2 separate regions of the Homo sapiens genome follow, and region 1 is linked to region 2. The links are chromatin loops, found by intact Hi-C in ENCODE. Cell type or tissue: K562. All regions are shown on one strand. Links, peaks and the distances in the headings refer to the core of each region. The heading gives the core; the rest is flanking DNA. Region 1 overlaps MYCL (MYCL proto-oncogene, bHLH transcription factor). Region 2 overlaps LOC105378667 (a long non-coding RNA gene).

What was found. Peaks named below come from ENCODE experiments on the same cell type or tissue, not always from the same donor. Only the 100,000 strongest peaks of a DNase experiment are listed, where the experiment ranks them.
Region 1: a loop joins it to region 2, with 2.3 times the contacts of the local background. A loop is called at or near these places in 26 of 110 quality-filtered maps.

Annotation. Positions count from the first base shown.
Region 1 is chr1:39,895,183-39,898,043 of GRCh38, reverse strand. It overlaps MYCL (MYCL proto-oncogene, bHLH transcription factor), which reads left to right. Exons shown (of 2, transcript NM_001033081.3): 2 at 74-2,616. The coding sequence ends at 672. MYCL-AS1 (MYCL antisense RNA 1) reads right to left here. Exons shown (of 3, transcript NR_183425.1): 2 at 1-301. Among named protein-coding and RNA genes, the nearest start is that of MYCL, 5.3 kb to the left of the region's middle. In K562, for the core only: a CTCF peak has its summit at 1,078; no DNase peak of the experiment used is centred there.
Region 2 is chr1:39,830,864-39,833,768 of GRCh38, reverse strand. It overlaps LOC105378667 (a long non-coding RNA gene), which reads right to left. Exons shown (of 4, transcript XR_947221.3): 3 at 1,712-1,798. Among named protein-coding and RNA genes, the nearest start is that of LINC02811, 15 kb to the right of the region's middle. In K562, for the core only: no CTCF peak of the experiment used is centred there; a DNase peak (open chromatin) is centred at 1,258.

The DNA of each region.
Region 1 (2,861 bases), core at 1-2,500, 64 kb before region 2:
GCTAAAGCTGTAGGGTCTATGTTTGTGTTTCTCATGGGATGTGTTTCTTCTCTTGATCTCTTTTCTCGGACAGAGAATGAAGAAATTGATGTTGTGACAGTAGAGAAGAGGCAGTCTCTGGGTATTCGGAAGCCGGTCACCATCACGGTGCGAGCAGACCCCCTGGATCCCTGCATGAAGCATTTCCACATCTCCATCCATCAGCAACAGCACAACTATGCTGCCCGTTTTCCTCCAGAAAGCTGCTCCCAAGAAGAGGCTTCAGAGAGGGGTCCCCAAGAAGAGGTTCTGGAGAGAGATGCTGCAGGGGAAAAGGAAGATGAGGAGGATGAAGAGATTGTGAGTCCCCCACCTGTAGAAAGTGAGGCTGCCCAGTCCTGCCACCCCAAACCTGTCAGTTCTGATACTGAGGATGTGACCAAGAGGAAGAATCACAACTTCCTGGAGCGCAAGAGGCGGAATGACCTGCGTTCGCGATTCTTGGCGCTGAGGGACCAGGTGCCCACCCTGGCCAGCTGCTCCAAGGCCCCCAAAGTAGTGATCCTAAGCAAGGCCTTGGAATACTTGCAAGCCCTGGTGGGGGCTGAGAAGAGGATGGCTACAGAGAAAAGACAGCTCCGATGCCGGCAGCAGCAGTTGCAGAAAAGAATTGCATACCTCACTGGCTACTAACTGACCAAAAAGCCTGACAGTTCTGTCTTACGAAGACACAAGTTTATTTTTTAACCTCCCTCTCCCCTTTAGTAATTTGCACATTTTGGTTATGGTGGGACAGTCTGGACAGTAGATCCCAGAATGCATTGCAGCCGGTGCACACACAATAAAGGCTTGCATTCTTGGAAACCTTGAAACCCAGCTCTCCCTCTTCCCTGACTCATGGGAGTGCTGTATGTTCTCTGGCGCCTTTGGCTTCCCAGCAGGCAGCTGACTGAGGAGCCTTGGGGTCTGCCTAGCTCACTAGCTCTGAAGAAAAGGCTGACAGATGCTATGCAACAGGTGGTGGATGTTGTCAGGGGCTCCAGCCTGCATGAAATCTCACACTCTGCATGAGCTTTAGGCTAGGAAAGGATGCTCCCAACTGGTGTCTCTGGGGTGATGCAAGGACAGCTGGGCCTGGATGCTCTCCCTGAGGCTCCTTTTTCCAGAAGACACACGAGCTGTCTTGGGTGAAGACAAGCTTGCAGACTTGATCAACATTGACCATTACCTCACTGTCAGACACTTTACAGTAGCCAAGGAGTTGGAAACCTTTATATATTATGATGTTAGCTGACCCCCTTCCTCCCACTCCCAATGCTGCGACCCTGGGAACACTTAAAAAGCTTGGCCTCTAGATTCTTTGTCTCAGAGCCCTCTGGGCTCTCTCCTCTGAGGGAGGGACCTTTCTTTCCTCACAAGGGACTTTTTTGTTCCATTATGCCTTGTTATGCAATGGGCTCTACAGCACCCTTTCCCACAGGTCAGAAATATTTCCCCAAGACACAGGGAAATCGGTCCTAGCCTGGGGCCTGGGGATAGCTTGGAGTCCTGGCCCATGAACTTGATCCCTGCCCAGGTGTTTTCCGAGGGGCACTTGAGGCCCAGTCTTTTCTCAAGGCAGGTGTAAGACACCTCAGAGGGAGAACTGTACTGCTGCCTCTTTCCCACCTGCCTCATCTCAATCCTTGAGCGGCAAGTTTGAAGTTCTTCTGGAACCATGCAAATCTGTCCTCCTCATGCAATTCCAAGGAGCTTGCTGGCTCTGCAGCCACCCTTGGGCCCCTTCCAGCCTGCCATGAATCAGATATCTTTCCCAGAATCTGGGCGTTTCTGAAGTTTTGGGGAGAGCTGTTGGGACTCATCCAGTGCTCCAGAAGGTGGACTTGCTTCTGGTGGGTTTTAAAGGAGCCTCCAGGAGATATGCTTAGCCAACCATGATGGATTTTACCCCAGCTGGACTCGGCAGCTCCAAGTGGAATCCACGTGCAGCTTCTAGTCTGGGAAAGTCACCCAACCTAGCAGTTGTCATGTGGGTAACCTCAGGCACCTCTAAGCCTGTCCTGGAAGAAGGACCAGCAGCCCCTCCAGAACTCTGCCCAGGACAGCAGGTGCCTGCTGGCTCTGGGTTTGGAAGTTGGGGTGGGTAGGGGGTGGTAAGTACTATATATGGCTCTGGAAAACCAGCTGCTACTTCCAAATCTATTGTCCATAATGGTTTCTTTCTGAGGTTGCTTCTTGGCCTCAGAGGACCCCAGGGGATGTTTGGAAATAGCCTCTCTACCCTTCTGGAGCATGGTTTACAAAAGCCAGCTGACTTCTGGAATTGTCTATGGAGGACAGTTTGGGTGTAGGTTACTGATGTCTCAACTGAATAGCTTGTGTTTTATAAGCTGCTGTTGGCTATTATGCTGGGGGAGTCTTTTTTTTTTATATTGTATTTTTGTATGCCTTTTGCAAAGTGGTGTTAACTGTTTTTGTACAAGGAAAAAAACTCTTGGGGCAATTTCCTGTTGCAAGGGTCTGATTTATTTTGAAAGGCAAGTTCACCTGAAATTTTGTATTTAGTTGTGATTACTGATTGCCTGATTTTAAAATGTTGCCTTCTGGGACATCTTCTAATAAAAGATTTCTCAAACATGTCAGAGTGGGGGCAGCTTATGCCACCTGAGTCCTCCTCAACCACGGAAAACTATTTCAGGGTAGCCACAAGTGATCCAGAGGGCTGCACTTCTCTAACCATGTTGCTAACCTGGTCATTCCACTCTGGGTTCCTGAAATGCCATTTCAGACATGTTGAAACAATGTAGGCTCAGTACTCAGTGAACACGGAATTCTCTTGTGAATTGCAAAGAGTGCTGAATTTGTACTTTAGAAGGCTTGAA
Region 2 (2,905 bases), core at 105-2,604:
GTTCTGGAAATTAGTTGCACAACAATGTGAATATGCTTAACACCACTGAACTATACGCTTAAAACTACTTAATACACTTTCATACTGTAATACACTTAACATTACTGAACTATAAGCTTAAAAGTGAATTTTACCACCATTTTTTAAAAGTAAAAGTCCCAGGAAAGGGATCTTTTAGCCCAGCTTGAGTCTAGTGCTTATCCTGAGGCCCATCAGCCAGTCTGGAGATGGATTCCTGAAAGGACAGGACAGTTCCCATGGAAAGGATGGAGTGGAGGTGGAGTGATTCCCAGAGGAGAAGGGTGAGCGGGTTGGTAGGAGGGGAGGGCACCTGGGCAGACAAGCATTTGTGTCCACTGTGGAGTTGCTGTCTGCTAGTCAGTAAGACACTTGGTTTTCTAGCAGCAGGGCTGAGCTTAACTAAGTCCATATGCCTTCTGGGTGGTACTTGCCATTATCTTCATCATGAGATATCTGTAGTAGTCATTCCTTAGAAATTTATGGCCCAGTATGGTTTTAACAAAACTACATATCTTGTTAGTATTTGCCAAAAACATTTGAGGTCGTTTCTACAAATGAAGAAACAGACTCACAGTATTTCAGTGACTTAACACAGGGTTGGTGTTAGTTCAGTTGTAAGGGATTGAAAGCCAGTTTAAACTAATTTAGGTATAAAAGACGATTTGTTGGCTTATGGAATCTAAAAGTCAAACAACTGAGCTTCTCCTGAAAGGACAGGCAAGGTGCAGCTGGGCCTCAGGAACAATTGCTCCCAAGGACTCAGACACTACCAGCACTGCCTCATCTCTTCTCAGCGTGCCGATTTCACGTTTCTCTCCATGCAAACCAGCTTTCTTCACGTGGTCGTGGTCATTGGAAGCTGCCACACCTCACATCTTACAGCTTTTCTTCACTGAAAAGAAGTGGACCAAATCCCAAGTTTAAAAGCCCCAGGAAAAGACGCAATTGAGTAGAGCTGAATTCTGTTGTCTACCCTTGGATTAAGAAGGACAGCGTACCATCTAAGAACATGGCCCTCCCTGTAGAACAGTATGATAGAATGAAGCCAGGGAACACGAGAGTTTTCAGGAAGAGGGCAGGGATGGGATTGGTGCTGAGTAGACCAAATAATAGGTGTCCATAGCAGTGACACAGAGTAGGTGGCAGATGAGAGAACTCCAGGTCCTCTGACTACAACCCTGACTAGCGCACCGTAACTACCGAGTACTTCCCATGCAAAAGGAAGGCCCTATCTCTGCAAGAACCGTGCATGGTGCATTATCAAGTGTGAGGCTGGGGTCAGACTCTGAGTCACCAGAAGTGAAGTGACAAATGACCTGAAAGCAAGGCATAAAGGAAAACCATTTAAGTCTGTGCCTTCTGCCTGAGCCTCCTTGTTAATATGAAGGGGATCGAGGTATAAAGACTTTTTATATTTTTGAGACAGGGTCTCACTCTGTCACCCAGGTTGGAGTGCAGTGGCACTCCTGGGCGCAGGTGATCCTCCCATCTTAGCCTAGGGAGGTTGGGACCACAGGCACCTGCCACCATGCCCAGGTAATTTTGTTTTTTTGTAGAAATGAGGTTTTGCCATGTTGCCCAGGCTGGTCTTGACCTCCTGGTCTCAAGCGATGCTCCCGTCTTGACCTCCCAAAGTGCTGGGATTATAGGTGTGAGCCACTGTGTCCGGCTCCAAGGTATAAAGACTTACATAGAAGTTATTTGTGGATTCAAAAATGTCTCTGTGTCTTGCTGGATCTGCATAATGAAGTCAAGTTGCTTGGAGACTGGTGGGTTCCTGATGGCAGACAAAAGTGTCAGCTTACTCTCTCTGAACTTTGGCAGTCAGACTCTTCAAGTGCTTTTTAGAAACTACCTTCTTTTTTTTTTTTTTTTTTTTTTTTTGAGATGGACTCTCTCTGTCGCCCAGGCTGGAGTGCAATGGCGCGATCTCGGTTCACTGCAACCTCCGGCTAATTTTTGTACTTTTAGTAGAGATGGGGTTTCGCCATGTTGGCCAGGCTGGTTTCGAACTCCTGAAATCTCAGGTGATCCACCCGTCTTGGCCTCCCAAAATGCTGGGATTATAGGCGTGAGCCACCGTGCCCGGCAAAACTACCTTCTTACTACATTCGTGGCTTTCTGTTGTTTTAAATATCAGCATGTAAAGGGTGCAGAGAATTCGGTGATCATGTTTCAGTTGTTTTCAAACTTGTTTTTAGCTGTGGATCCTTTTTTTTTTTTCCTTCTCCCAAGTCATACATGAATTGCAATATATAATATATACTGAACTAGACTGGCTTCAGGTCTGGGTAGGGTGCACAGTCTTCTGGTCCCTCTGATTTAGTGCCCACCCCCTTCCCCGCCCCCCGGCTGTGGGACACACTTTGAAAATCTCTGATCCAGATTAGCCACATAATTGAGCAGACAGAGAAAGTGAGTCCCAGAGAGGTTAAGTAAGTCACCAACAGCAACACAAAGAGTTAGTAAGTAGCAGAGCTATGCCTGGAACCCTGGTCTCCTGGTTTAGCAGTAGTGTTCTTTTTACTGGATTATGCCACTTCTAGTTATTTTGAATTAAAAAGTAGTTGTATTTTTCATCAGGTACGTGGTAAGTTGAACCAGTTCTGGACTAATATGAAGGCAAGTAGAGGACTTTAGGAGTCAAACAGCTTTATAATTAGGAATACCTATTAATTCAACAGACTTAAATGAGTGCTTATCATTCACTATTCTAGGTGCTAGAGATATATCAGTGAACAAGACAGTTCCTGTCTTCAGAGAGCTGGAGTCTTGCATGCTATCCCAGTGAATATGATAAATGCTGTAATAGAGTCGTTTAGGGAATACACAAGATTTTACCTGACTCGTTCTAGAAGAGTCTGGGAAGGCTTTCCTGAGGAAA